3 separate regions of the Homo sapiens genome follow, and all the other regions are linked to region 2. A link is an interaction called in ENCODE POLR2A ChIA-PET data of the cell type or tissue named here. Cell type or tissue: OCI-LY7. All regions are shown on one strand.

Region 1 (5,000 bases), 150 kb before region 2:
AAACTGGTTCTTGGGGGAATGGGGAGGTATTGTATAATGGATAGAGAGTTTCTGTTTGGGATGATAGAAAAATTCTAGAAATGGAGAGCGGTCATGGTTGTACAACATCATGAATGCACTGAATACCACTCAGTTGCACATTTAAAAATGGTTAAAATGGTACACTTTATGTTATATATATTTTACCACAATTTTTTAAAAAAAGGTTCTTGAGTTTCCCACCCATTTCCCCCTCCCCACCCAAATGTCCTCATTTCGCCATTTCCCAGTCTGTTCTGAACCACTGAACACACACACACACCCACACACACACACTTGCATAGCATTCTAGTACTCCAGAATGTCACACTTCTACCCAACATGTTCTCATCACTTCTCTCTGCCGAGAACCTACATTTCCCCCCATCGGTGAGAACTGTCCCTAACTGTCCCTTGCTCACCCACAACATCTCCCCTCACATCATCGTTAATTAATTTGCTAATTGCTCTCCCACTTCTGTGATACTTTAGCTGGTAAGCACCTGCTTTATACATTTGCATTTTTCCTCCACTTTCCAAGGTTGTTTTTAAACACTGAAAATAGCAACCATGGGACTTCTATTCCTTTTGCAAGCTTCCTGCAGAGCTGGGTACATTATCAGACATATCATGTGCACTAAAATGTCTGTAAGTAATAAATTACTCTCTGAATTCCAAGGCTGACGGCCATCTCTCTAAAACACAGCAAATGAATCAATATGTCTAGAGACAGTAGCCTTGTTTAAAAGAAAGAAAAATACCACAACAAAAAAGATAACGTTCTACCTGCTCTCAAACAAGCAACTCCCTAGCCACATAACAAAGAATGTTATTTGATTTCTTCAAAGGCCTGTTTTAAAACCAAATCCATATGCCCACAACACAAATACCTAAAGCGTGTACAAAAGCAATCTGATTCACCCCACCATATGTATATCCTGAGTCCTCAGCTAATGGTCATAAAAGATCATCTTAAATTCATTAGCTAAAAGGCCACCTTGGTTCTGAAATAAATTACAACGATAGAAACATGATACATCAAGAGGAATTTGTGAGCCTTCAAAATTAGCCAACATCAGTTCAAGAAGATGAGCTAAGAACATGAGAGACCTTTTTGCCCCAACTATAATTAAATATAGAGTCACAGAGGAAAACGTGCTTGATCCTAGACGCCAGTGCAGCAGATTATCGTCTTTGCAATGAACACTCCGGTACAGAAAGTGGAAAAGCATGATGTTAAAATCCTCCTACCTGCTCCTGGGCCAATAAAGCCTTCTTCTTCATCACTTTCATAGCATAGATGTCCCCGGTTGCTTTCTCTCTTACCACCTGCACTTCAGCAAAGTGACCACAACCTACAAGACTTCTGACTTCGAAGTCCTTTGCCGAAGGCTGGAGCTCCTGTAACTCAGCTATGGTGTCGGAATCTGCAAAAGATGCAAGAGTTAGCCCCAGGTAAATAAAGCATGCAAATATATGCATCTTTATGAAAGAAAAAAAAAAAAGAAAATAGCATTCGGATAGCTTCCCTCACTGTCAAAGACATTCACTTTCTCATCCATCATGAATAATTATAAAATCAGTACAAAAGTGTTTTTATATGTTAAGTTAAAATTAAGGGCTCTAGAAATTCCAAAGTACAGTTTCCATGGCAGCTACAATTTGAATCCCATAGACTCAGAAAATAGGGAGAGAGGATACAAATTATGTTTTCCTTCTTCCTCTCTGAAGGCTGCAGGGCAGTGTTTGGTCAAGCATGCTTATTAGCATTTAGACTGGTTTACAGTGTGACATAGTCAACATGAGTCTAATTTAGACCAACTTGGGACCTGGTTTCCAGATCATTCCATTCTAACTACATGCGCTTAGTTTTATCCCACTAGCCCAAGGTTCATCTTCCTTGGATTGTATCCATAAAGCCTTCGTAGATCTAATATGTGGCAGTGCTTAAAGGGGCAGAGGGGTCCAGGCATGGTGGCTGACGCCTGTAATCCCAACACTTTGGGAGGCCTAGGCAAGTGGATCACTGGAGGTCAGGAGATCGAGACCAGCCTGGCCAACATGGTGAAACCCCATCTCTACTAAAAATACAAAAATTAGCCAGGTGTTGTGGTGCACGCCTGTAATTCCACCTACTCAGGAGGCTGAGGCACAAGAATCACTTGAACCTGGGAGGCAGAGGACACAATGAGCTGAGATTGTGCCACAGCACTCCAATCTGGGTGACAGAGTGAAACTCTGTCTCCAAAAAAAAAAAAAGGCGTGGGGGCCAGGAGCAGTGGCTCACGCCTGTAATCCCAGCACTTTGGGAGGCCGAAGCGGGTGGATCACAAGGTCAGGAGATCCAGACCATCCTGGCTAACACAGTGAAACCCCGTCTCTACCAAAAACATACAAAAAATTAGCTGGGCATGGTGGTGAGCACCTGTAGTCCCAGCTACTTGGGAGGCTGAGGCAGGAGAATGGCGTGAACCTGGGAGACAGAGCTTGCAGTGAGCCGAGATCACACCACTGCACTCCAGCCTGAGTGACAGAGCGAGACTCCATCTCAAAAAAAAAAAACAGCGTGGTGGGCAGAAGGGCTTAGCACTCAGAGAACTAAATGGGGTTCTGACATCTGCTCTGCAGGGCTGACATACTACATGTCCAAATGGATTTGCAACTATAGTTTTCTTACCATACAGTCTTATTATTTTTCCAAGTCTAATCTTTCAGTCAGAGATCCTCAACGTATGAAGTATGGATTAAATGGACAGTAGATTTGGAATCTAACATGTTTATTAACACTCTAGATACACTGATCTGAGACATCGCTAAATGTACGATGACTCTAATGACCTGCAGGAATGAAGGGGAGCAGCAGTGGCTGACCCAAAAATTTAATCCTGCACGTTACAAGGGAACAGCATCATACACAGGCATTACACACCAAGGGCAATGCAATGCTTATAATCAAAATTATCCTGGAAAATCCGGCAGAAAGATGCCACACTGAAGACCAAGAGACTGTCTTAAAATCCCAAACACACACTGGAATCTTCTGGGAACTGGAAGGGATGGCCATTTCAATGGCTGGGCAGCAGATAAGGTTAGGAGCTACATTCCAGAGTCATACTCAGCCCTGCAAGTGGCTCACACAATGAGACAGACTCGGTCCATCAAAGGGAAAGCCATTTCATACCACAGTCAGTGAGTGGCATTTTAATGAATTGGCCAATGTCATTTTTTTCATTTTCTTAGTTTTTTTTTTAAGAGACACAAATGGCTGGGCGCAGTAGCTCACGCCTGTAATCCCAGCATTTTGGGAGGGCGAGGCGGGTGGATCACCTGAGGTCAGGAGTTCAAGACAAGCCTGACCAACATGATGAAACCCCATCTCTACTAACAATACAAAAATTAGCTGCACACAAGCGGCCGCTTTTAATCTCAGCTGCTCGGGAGGCTGAGGGAGAGAATCACTTGAACCTGGGAGGTGCAGGTTGTAGTGAGCAGAGATCGTACCACTGCACTTCAGCCTGGGTGACAGAGTGAGACTCCGTCTCAAAAAAAAAAAAGAACACAATCTTGCTCTGTCGCCCAGGCTGGAATGCAGTGGTGAAATCATAGAATCATAACTCACTGCAGCCTCGAACTCCTGGACTCAAGGGACCCTCACCCACCTCATTCTCCAGAGTAGCTGGGACTATAGGCGCACACCACCAATCTGGCTAATTTTTAAAATTTTTTTGTACAGGTAGGGTCTCATTATGTCACCCAGGCTGGTCTCAAACTCCTAGACTCAAGCAATCCTCCCACCTTGGCTTCCCAAAGCACTGGGATTACAGGCATGAACCATCGCACTCAGCCTGCAACTGTAACTACTCTTGCCCACCCTGTTCCTTTGTTGCACGGGTGGAGTTGAAATCTCCTGTGTCAGAGGCTTATAATGAGTGCCGCGGTATTGAGAGTCTTCTCAGCCACAGACCCCACCCCTCACTTCAGCAATCATCCTGAATACACCTTCCCTTGGTCCCTTGGGGAACCAGGCAAGAGTGGTGGGTGGATCCACATGAAGTCGTGACCACTGTAAAAAACAAATCTAGGGCACCTACATGGGGAATGCCATGAAGAAGCAAAATTAAAAGCTGCACGGTATTTTCCTTTTACCCTGACAATGCTGTAACAAGCCTGTCTTCCTTCCCTCTTTCCAAGTTTCTTCCAGATCAAGTATTTGAGTTTTGAATTATAATTCCCCAAAAACTTGCTGGATTGAACTTGATTTTGTTATTGCTCATACACAAAGCCAATCTCTCCTAATTCTCTAGTATGCCTTGGATTGTTTACAAAGTTGCTTAAAGCAGTGTCCAACTTAATAACTCTGGGCCTGTCAGTGGCGACCACCAGCTTTCTCAACTGCACAAGGAGACAGACCACGGTGCTTTGCAGGCAAAACCATGACAATACTCTCTTGGAATTCTGAGAAGCCATTCCAAATCTCCATTTCTTTATCTAAAGGCTTTTGGATTATTAAGGTGAACAGATGAGAGGCTACATTCAAGCCTATGATTACTTAAAAAAAAAAAAAAAAGACCAGGCGCAATGGCTCAGGCCTGTAATCCCAGCACTTTGGGAGGCCCAGGTGGGCGGATCACCTGAGGTCAGGAGCTCAAGACCAGCCTGGCCAACATGGTGAAACCCCATCTCTACTAAAAACACAAAAATTAGCTGGGTATGGTGACACATGCCTATAATCCCAGCTACTCGGGAGGCTGAGGCATAAGAATCACTTGAACCAGGGAGACAGAGGTTGCAGTGAGCCGAGATCAAGCCACTGCACTCCAGCCTAGGGGATACAGCGAGACTCTGTCTCAGGAAAAAAAAAAAAAACTTCACAACTTCTCTCTATACCAGCTGCTTCTGTGACCCCAAAACCGTCACATCACTCCACCCCTGTGCACTTTTAGCTGCAGTATCTAAGGGCCCAGTGGGCACTGAATATTGAG
Region 2 (5,000 bases):
GAGAGTCTTGCTCTGTCTCCCAGAGTGCGGTGGCTGGAGTGTAGTGGCACAATCTCGGCACACTGCAACCTCCACCTCCTGGGTTTAAATGATTCTTGTGTCTCAGCCTCCCAAGTAGCTGGAATTACAGGCGAGTGCCACCATGCCTACCCAATTTCTGTATTTTTAGTAGAGATGCGGTTTTGCCATGTTGGCAGGCTGGTCTCAAACTCCTGGCTTCAGGTGATCCACCTCGGCCTCCCAAAGTACTGGGATTACAGGTGTGAGCCACCACGCCCAGCCGTTTTTGCTTTCATTTTAAACAAAATGGTTTTCTTAAAATTCTTTCACTTACTATATCTTGGAATTTTTTTTAAAGTATTTTAAATGGTTGTATATAGTATTCCATATAGCACATATGGAGGTACCACGGCTAATGTAACAGCTATGCCATTGAAGGGCATATGTGTTGGTTATAGTGATTTAGTGTTACAAATACTGCTGCAGTGAACATCCTTGTTCATACATTTTTGCACTCTTCACATTTTTCTAGGTTAGATGCCTACAAACAGGATAGCTAGGTCAAATGGTATGTACATTTAAATTTTTAATAGATACTATCATATTGCTCCAAGAATGTTTTAATAGTCTATACTCTCCTCATATCTACCTTCATCAAGAGTGCAAAACCTATCATTCTGTATGCATACATAGTACAACTATAAAGAAAACTGAGGTAATTATCATCACAAAAGTCAAGATAATGGTTACCTGGGGAATGTGTGTGATTGGTGGGGAGGATCCCCGTCATCATGGAATGGTGCCTGGAGAGGAGGCTTCTGGAAAGCTGGCAGTGTTCTGTTTCTTGACCTTGGTGGGAATTATGTGGGTGTTTGCTTTATAATTATTTGTTAAGCAAGACGTATTTGTTTTATGTATTTATCTTTATATATGTTGTATTTCACAATTTGAAAAATTCATTCATTCATTCATTCATTCAAATACTTATAATGTGCACCTACTATGTATGAAGTCACTGTTCTGAGTAACAGTGATGCTACAGTGAACAAGGTGCATTCCCTGTCTGAAAATAATGCAGGAAGTTGACAGTAAAGAAGGAAATACATAAACAGACAAATCAGCTAGTGATAGTACTATGAATACAATAAAACCAGGTAAGGAGGAGAAAGTGGTAGCTGTAGAGACAACTCAATTTTTGATAGGATTCTCAGGAAGGAACCTTTGGGGAGGTGAAGTTTGAGCAGGATAAAAAGGAGCAAAAGAGTATTCCTGGCAAAGAAAACAACATGTAAAAGCCTAAGAACAGTGGAAAGAAGGCTGCTATGACTGGGGTGTGGTTAGCTTGGAAAGGGTTAGGAGATGAGATCAGAGAGGTAATCAGCAGCCAGATCTCATAGGGCCTTGCTAGCTACCAGGGGTTTTAGTCAGTGTGCTGGGAAGCCAGTGATATGTTTTTGGCAGGGGAGCATCATGACCTGATTGATAACAACTTTTAAAAGATTAGTTACTCTAGGAGGATGGATTATCGGGCTGAGGGTGGAGGGATAGAGATGGATGAAGAAGCGACTCCCCAGGTAGAGTTGATGGTAGCTTTGATTATGGAAGTGTTGAAACGGGTTAGGTTGGATATATGTTTTGAAGGTAGAACTGACAAGACTTACTAATGGAATAAATGGTTGTGGGAAGGAAGGTTAAAGAAAAAAAATAATCAAAAATGACTCCTAGGTTTTTGTCTTGAGCTACTGGAGGAATAGTGGCATCATTAACTTGAGAGACCAAAGGCTAGAGGAAGGAAAGAGGGATAGGTTGGAATATAAAGTCAAATAATTCATCTTAGACTGTGTGGATAATTAAGGTTGAGATGCCCTTTACATATCCATGTTAGTTTCACATAAGTAGAACAAATGAGAATTCTGTTGTATTGAGGTGAAATACTGAGTTAAATTTCCGCAGCCATCTGAGCTCTCTCAGGACCTGAGACTCTGTTCTAGTACCTTTCATGAGGTTGTCACCAAGAATTTCCTCATTCACAGTGACGGAAGCTGAATTCAGACAAGAGTGTCCCCCACCCCCCACGTACACACTCTCAGCTCCTAGAAGAACCACCTTCTGAGTTCATGCCTGTGAGGTGAGATGTGTAGGAGGAAGTTAATGCAAACAGATGCTTTGTCTGTTTCCTGCCTGTTTGGAGCTGTTTTCCTCAGTCAGCCTCTAATGCCTTATCCACACACAAAGAATACAGTTTGCATACTAGCTGAAACTAATCTTCTCTGAAAAGACTAATTTTCCTCTGAAAGGTAAACAGATCCTTGTTCTTTAAACAGCTCATTTTGGATTAGCAACTCTGCGTCTGGTACACTTCTTGAAGCACATTTCTCCCAGTTTCCTTTCTTGGAGTTAAAGACATTAATACAGTGTCCATAAGTGTCACCACCACTCTGCCTCTGTTGAGTGATGCAGAACCATTTTTGTTTCTAGAACACTTTACAGTGAGCAACAGCTGGTTATCAGAAGTAGTTTTAATTGCTGAATGGGCTTTTGTTCCTTTTGAGGTGGGGGCTGTATTATTTGTTTTTTTCTTAAAAGTCTGCTTCGTTTACAGAGGCTGGCAATTTTTAGTCATCCTATTCTAGAAAGAAGTTATGAAAACAAGATAATTTCTCAACCAAATAACAGCTATTTAAATTTCCAAAGGACGTTCTCATATGTGACCTCTTCTGATCCCATTCCTGCCTGTGATGGAAGTCATGATAATTACTCTTTCTTTTTTTTTTTTTTTTTTTTTTTTTTGAGACAGGATCTCACTCTATTGCCCAAGCTGGAGTGCAGCAGCGCCATCATGGCTCACTATAGCCTTGACCTCCTGGGATCAGGTGATCCTCCCACCTCAGCCTCCCAGGTGGCTGGGACTACAGCTGTAAGCCACCATTCTTGGCTAATTTTTTATACTTTTTATAGAGATGAGTTTCACCGTGCTGCCCGGGCTGGTCTTGAACTCCTGGGTTCAAGTGATCCACCTGCCTTGGCCTCCCAAAATGCTGGGATTACAGGCGTGAGCCACTGTGCCCAGCCAATAGTTACTCTTTATTTGGCAGATAAGGAAACTGAGGGTCAGAAGTTTGGTGACACTTGCTCAAGGCCTTGCAAAGGTTACATGTTAACCACTGGCTTGAGGATTGGCTTTTTGTAAATCTTCCAGGATGGGTAGTCAATTGGAAATAAAAACCACTTCATATGTATTTCTATCTCATTGATTTGGTTGATTTTTTGGTTGATATTTGCTGGGTGGTATTGTTTTGGATGCCTTTTACATCACTAGGTAAAATGAATCCAAATGTTTGGAATTCATTCTTAGCAATGTTTGTTATATTAAGGATGTACTAGAAGGATTAAAAGTGGTATATTGAGAGGACCACTTCAGCTAAAACAGAAAAGGGCCTTTTACATAGGAGCTCTCTTCTGTGAAGACAGATTTTCCAGCATTTCCAGATTGTGCTATTGCTAATTAGTAGGTTAAACACATTAGGGTGGTAATTGCTTATTCTTCCGGCATAGAGGTGTTTTTTTTTTTTTTTTGGTAGATTCTTGTATTGATTAGTTGAGCCTGTTCTTTTCTTTTTGAGATGGAGTCTTCCTCTGTCACCAGGCTGGAGTGCAGTGGCGCAATCTCGGCTCACTGCAAACTCCACCTCCTGGGTTCAAGTGATTCTCGTGCCTCAGCGTCCCGAGTAGCTGGGATTACAGGCACACGCCACCACACCCAGCTAATTTTTGTATTTTTAGTAGAAATGGGGTTTCACCATGTTGGCCAGGATGGTCTCGATCTTCTGACTTCATGATCCGCCCGCCTCGGCCTCCCAAAGTGCTGGGATTACAGGCATGAGCCACTGCGCCTGGCTGAGCCTGTTCTTAATTATTTACCGAGAGAGCCATGCCTGATTCAAGAGTCTTCAGGTTGGTTGTGTGGGCTACAAGTATCTAGTTCTGGTTTTCTTTTTCCAAAGAGGAACGCCTAAAGTTCTAGTATATTGGGCCTAAATTTTGGAGGTTTGAAGGCCCAAGATTCAGATTAATTACTGTAGGGGTAGATCTTTTTCATGCTTCTAGATTTGGCTTAATGTGGCAGTTAGTCTTTCTTTTTACCTTGAAATCTGGATTCACTCAATCCTTGTAGACAGCTTGGTATATTGTGTAGGAGAGATAAAAATAGAGTTTAAATGAGCTGCCCTTGCCTGATGTGAGGTGGGGCCCCCAAATTTTGTACTTGGTAAATGGTAGGAAGATTGCAGATGGTAGGAAGGTTGGAGTTGACAGGCAGACAAAAAGTTGGCAGCATACTATATACTCTTTTGTTACTTATGCTGGTTAGCCCATAGTTGTGGTTCCTAAGTATTGTTGCTTTGAAAAACAAAATATCTGTATCCAGTGAATGAACCATCAACAGAAAAGCAAGTAATGTTTTGACACAGATAGCATCATCTCCATTTCTCTACATTGGCATCTGGGCCAATAGTCCAGTGCTATTATAAGTGTTTTAGAGCTAAAAGAGAACTTCTGGTCTATCTGGACCAGTGGTTTGTGAAATGTTTGCTCTTCAGGGATTCTGCAAACTTGAATGTGTTTTTAAAATTTGTAACACTCCAAAGAACCATTACCAAAATAGTCATCATGAACCCTCTTGAGATGTCATGTAGAACACACGCAAGACCACCAGTGCCTCAGCCTGTGCTGCCAGCTTTGCCTGAATGTGTGGAGACGCCAGCCTGCAGCCTCCATGCCACTTCTATTAACTAAAGAGTATTATGCAGTTGTAAGGTGGACTGAGTAAAACTGGTTGCGCTTGTAACTGCTTCACTGGGTGAATAAAACAATTTGTTTTCAATATTTAAAATCAACTAAATTCACAAATACATGCATACTGAGTAAGATTGCCACCATCATCCTTATCCTCCAATTTCAAATTATTTTGGAAAGGTCTAATTTTTCTTAATTGAGTTTAT
Region 3 (5,000 bases), 61 kb before region 2:
GCAATCTTAGCTCGCTGCAACCTCCACCTCCCAGGCTCAAGCGATTCTCGTGCCTCAACCTCCCGAGTAGCTGGGATGACAGGCATGTGCCACCATACCCCGCAAATTTTTTGTATTTTTAGTAGAGATGGGGTTTTGCCATGTTGCCCAGGCTGGTCTCGAACTCCTGAGCTCAGGCAATCTGCCCACCTTGGCCTCCCAAAGTGCTAGGATTACAGGTGTGAGCCACTGCACCCAGCCAATCTGATGGGTTTATAAAGGGCAGTTGCCCTGCACACACTCTCTTGCCGACCATCATATAAGACATGCCTTTGCTCCTCCTTCGCTTTCTGCCATGATTGTGAGGCCTCCCCAGCCATGTGGAACTGTGAGTCCATTAAACCTCTTTTTCTTTACAAATTACCCAGTCATGGGCATTTCTTCACAGCAGTATGAAAATGGGCTAATACAATGTAGGTCCTATAAGTCTCATTAATTCATTCAACACAAATTTTCTGGACACCTATACTATGTGGTAAACACTGTTCTAGGCACCGGGTTTAAGAAGTCAGAGGCCAGAGAGGACTGTGCCTCTGCATCTGTGTCTGGTCACAGAGTCAGTTTATAAACCATTATGTGTATCTTTGTGCTGCCTATTATTTTACAGAACAATAGTCAAATGCTTTCGATGTGCTCAACACAATGCTAGGCACAGATGAATAAGGGTCTGTTCCAAGAAGACACAGAATGGGAGAAATGGTCAAAAATAAAGGTAAAATGTTACTCCTCACTAGTATTTATTTACTTATACCCTGTTGTGTTCCAGAAAAGATTTAAGGCAGCTTACAAGGATACATAAAACATAGCTAGACAGCATAAATTATACATAAGAGAAGGAAGAAGAAAAACAAAACAAGAGTGAGGATTGAAATGGGGCCAGAGATGAGACTAACACAGGGATAAATATGATCAGTTCCTCTGTGCTCATAGCCTGGTGCAATCACAGGTGTGGTGGATGTTATTGGGGCCCTGCCCAGAGACCCTCAACACTCATTTCTAAATGCCAAAGAATGTTCCTCGTGACTCTCTGAATGAAGGCTTTGTTCTGGTTGTGGACGCACACCTGGTCTGCAAGCAGGATAGCCTAGAAGTCCCAGAAAGTTCAAGTCCCTAGAAATAGCCCTCACCCAGTGAGGGATGGGAGTTGTTAGATAAATACCCCAGCTCCTGGCCAGGCGCAGTGGCTCATACCTGTAATCCCAGCACTTTGGGAGGCCAAGGTGGGTGGATCACTTGAGATCAGGAGTTTGAGACCAGCCTGACCAACATGGTGAAACCCCGTCTCTACTAAAATTACAAAAATTAGCCGGGCATGGTGGTGCACGCCTTTAATCCCAGCTACTCAGGAGGCTGAGGCGGGAGAATTGCTTGAACCCAGGAGGCGGAGGTTGCAGTGAGCTGAGATCGTGCCATTGCACTCCGGCCTGGGCGACAGAGCCAGACTCTGTCTCAAAAAACTAAAAAAAAAAAAAAAAAACCAGTTCCATATTTATCCTCCATTGAGATAACCCTGAGGCATGTTCTATACAGTCTTCCAGGGCTCCCCAGTGAGACCGAGCTCCTGCTGCCCACAGTGGTAACCCGCTTGGTAACAGACCTTTTATTGGCTGACTTCCTTTCTCTGTCTCCATTTTTCTGTCCCCACACTGTTGTTTCCTGGGATCACCTCCCAAATAAACAGCCTGTAATTGAATTATTGTCTCAGCAAGGATTCTTGGGGAGCCCAACCCAAGACAATGCACTATGCCTTCATCTGCTATTTAATGTAGAACTCCAGGCTCCTGCAAAGTTTGTTCCCTGTCAGAATTTCCAGGAATGCCCAGGAGAGGATCACACACAGAAACGAGTCTTGTCGGTCTCAGGTTTGTGGGTTTTTCCTCCTTTCCTCCTGTTCTGGATGCACTGATATTAACCAGGCATGCTGCTATTTTTGCTGGGTGTTTTTTGGTTTGGTTGTTTTGTTTTGTTTTGTTTGTTTTTTATTTTCTTGAGACAGAGTCTCACTCTGTCACCCAGGCTGGAGTGCTGTGGTGCAATCTCGTCTCACTGCAACCTCCACTTCCCAGGTTCAAGTGATTCTCCTGCCTCAGCTTCCAGAGTAGCTGGGATTACCGGCATCTGCCACCATGCACTGCTAATTTTTGTATTTTTAGTAGAGATGGTGTTTCACTAGGGTGGCCTCGAGCTCCTGATCTCAAGTGATCTGCCCACCTCAGCCTCCCATAGTGCTGGGATTACAGGTGTGAGCCACCATGCCCGGCCTATTTCTGCTGGTTTTGACTATCTCAGTTGATTTCCACTTTATCCAAAGAACATCTGCACCTCGTACCATTGGGTACCATCTTTGCTATCAGGCACTGTTGGCTTTTATTGGGTACTAACTGGCCCAAGATGCCAAAGCTATATGACGTTCAATGGTGATGTTCAGTAGAGGGTACCCACACTGTGTTCTGCCATGTGGACAAGATGCCAGAACAACATTGCTTGGGGGCCAAAATGTAGTTTTCATTAAGCAATCCTGTTTTCATTAAATAACCCCTAATGTTCCTTTAATTTTTACTTACAGCCATAATCACATAAAACTCAAGCATGGGTTAGGCAATAAGGAATGGTCCTGATAATTAATCTGAGTGATAGCTACCCCACTGTCCTCAAAAATCACTCATTCAAACTTAGCCAGATAAGTCTTGGTGGTTTTTTTGGTTTGTTTGTTGTTTGTTTGTTTAAGACAGACTCTCGCTCTGTTGCCCAGGCTGGAGTGCAATGGCATGATCTCAGCTCACTGCAACCTCTGCCTTCTGGGTTCAAGCCATTCTCTTGTCTCAGCCTCCCGAGTAGCTGGGACTATAGGCACATGCCACTACACCCAGCTAATTTTTGTATTTTTAGTAGAGACGGGGTTTCATCATGTTGGCAGGCTGGTCTCGAACTCCTGACCTCAGGCGTGAGCCACCACACCCAGCCTAGGTTTTGTAATTTAAAATGGAAATCATTTACAATATGCTAAGCCTAGGATGCCAGATACAAAATGCCACATATTGTGTGATTTCATTTATGTGAAATATCCAGAATAGGTAAATCCATAGAGACAAAATATAGATTGGTGGTTGCCAGGGGCTGGGAGGAGAGGAGAATGGGGAGCAACTGTTTAGTGAGTATGGGGTTTTCTTCAGGGGTGATAAAAATGTTTTGGAACTAGACAAAGGTGGTGGTTGCATGACATTGTGAACGTACTAAATGTCATAAAGTTGTTCATTTTAAAATGGCTCATTTTGTGGCCAGGTGTATTGGCTCACGCCTGTAATCCCAACATTATGGGAGGCCAAGAACGGCAGATCACTTGAGGTCAGGAGTTTGAGACCAGCCTGGCCAACATGGCAAAACCCCTTCTCTACTAAAAATACAAAAATTAGCTGGGTATGGTGGCACGTGCCTGTAATCCCAGCTATTTGGGAGGCTGAGGCACGAGCATTGCTTGAACCTGGGAGACAGAGGTTGCAGTGAGCCATGATTGCACTACTGCACTCCAGCCTGGGTGACAGAGTGAGACTGTCTCAGAAAGTTAATAAAATAATAAAATAAAATAAAATAAAATAAAACAAAATAAATAAAATAATAAAAAATGGTTTGTTTTGGGCCAGGCATGTGCCTTAGGCCTATAATCCCGCACTTTGGGAGCCTGAGGTGGGAAGATCTCTGGAGCCCAGGAGTTCAAGACCAGCCTGAGAAACTTAGTAAGACCCTCTCTCTACAAAAAAAAATTCCAAAATTAGCCTGGCCATGATGGCGCATGCCTGTAGTCCCAGCTACTCAGGAGGCTGAGGCCAGAGGATCACTTGAGCCTGGGACGTCAAGGCTGTAGTAAGCCTTGATCCGCCACTGCAGTCCAGCCTGGGAGACAGAGCGAGACCCCGTCTCTAAAAAAATATGAAAAATAGGCCGGATGTGGTGGCTTGGTGGTTCACGCCTATAATCCCAGCACTTTGGGAGGCTGAGGTGGGCAGGTCACCTGAGGCCAGGAGTTCGAGGCCAGCCTGGCCAACATGTTGAAACCCCGTCTCTACTAAACATACAAAAATTAGACAGGCATGGTGGCGGGTGCCTGTAATCCCAGCTACTCAGGAGGCTGAGGTGGGAGAATTGCTTGAACCCAGGAGGTGGATGTTGCAGTGAACAGAGATCACGCCACTGCACTCCAGCCTGGGGGCAACAAAGTGAGACTCCTTCTCAAAATATATATATATATATAAAATTAAAATTAATAAAATTTGAATAAAATTCCAACCTCAGTTTCTCAGTCACAGTGTAGCCACAATCCACGTGCTCAATAGCACTAGGCTATGGCATTACAGGACATGTGACTTGACTATTCCTATGCAACTCGTATAGCTTTTTAAATCATTTATTTCTGTTTTGACTTCCCAGCACTTGCCAAAAGCTTTCAAGGTGAAGTGTCCCAGTTTATTTAAGCACCACCTGGCAGCCGCTGAAGTGTCACGTTTCTATTTCACAGGAGCTAGCCATGAATCTGATTGCTACTGTTCCACATGATTAGCACGTTTGGGGTGACAGATTGTTGGGTTTGTCACACTTCGGAGCAGGTTGTGATTCTGTAATCGTTTTTTCTGAAGGGAATGAAGCATCAAGAAGCTACTGGTCTGGACCGGGTACAGTGGCTCACGCCTATAATCCCGGCACTTTGGGAGGCCAAGGTGGAAGGATCACTGGAGCCCAGGGGTTCAAGACCAGGCTGGGCAACATAGGGAGACTCCATCTCACCAAAAAAATTAGCCAGGCGTGGTGGTACACGCCTGTAGTCCCAGCTACTCAGGAGGCTGAGGTGGGAGAATCACTTGAGCCCAGGAGGTTGAGACCAGCCTGGGAAACATGGTGAGACCTTGTCTCTACAAAAAAAAAAAAAAAGAAGCCAGTGGTCTGTGTCTCAAGAAGCGACATATCAT

The links. ChIA-PET counts read pairs that join two places held together with the same protein. Peaks named below come from ENCODE experiments on the same cell type or tissue, not always from the same donor. Only the 100,000 strongest peaks of a DNase experiment are listed, where the experiment ranks them.
Region 1: POLR2A ChIA-PET joins it to region 2 with 5 read pairs; 2 of 35 experiments call an interaction of 5 or more read pairs at or near these places.
Region 3: POLR2A ChIA-PET joins it to region 2 with 5 read pairs; 4 of 35 experiments call an interaction of 5 or more read pairs at or near these places.

What each region holds. Positions count from the first base shown.
Region 1 is chr12:119,856,254-119,861,253 of GRCh38, forward strand. It overlaps CIT (citron rho-interacting serine/threonine kinase), which reads right to left. Exons shown (of 48, transcript NM_001206999.2): 4 at 1,270-1,445. Among named protein-coding and RNA genes, the nearest start is that of CIT, 19 kb to the right of the region's middle. In OCI-LY7, no CTCF peak of the experiment used is centred here; no DNase peak of the experiment used is centred here.
Region 2 is chr12:120,005,387-120,010,386 of GRCh38, forward strand. The region is part of intron 2 of BICDL1 (BICD family like cargo adaptor 1); the gene reads left to right. Among named protein-coding and RNA genes, the nearest start is that of BICDL1, 19 kb to the left of the region's middle. In OCI-LY7, no CTCF peak of the experiment used is centred here; a DNase peak (open chromatin) is centred at 2,095; H3K27ac peaks cover 806 bases.
Region 3 is chr12:119,944,797-119,949,796 of GRCh38, forward strand. LOC112268087 (a long non-coding RNA gene) reads left to right here. Exons shown (of 4, transcript XR_002957391.2): 2 at 647-751. Among named protein-coding and RNA genes, the nearest start is that of BICDL1, 42 kb to the right of the region's middle. In OCI-LY7, no CTCF peak of the experiment used is centred here; no DNase peak of the experiment used is centred here.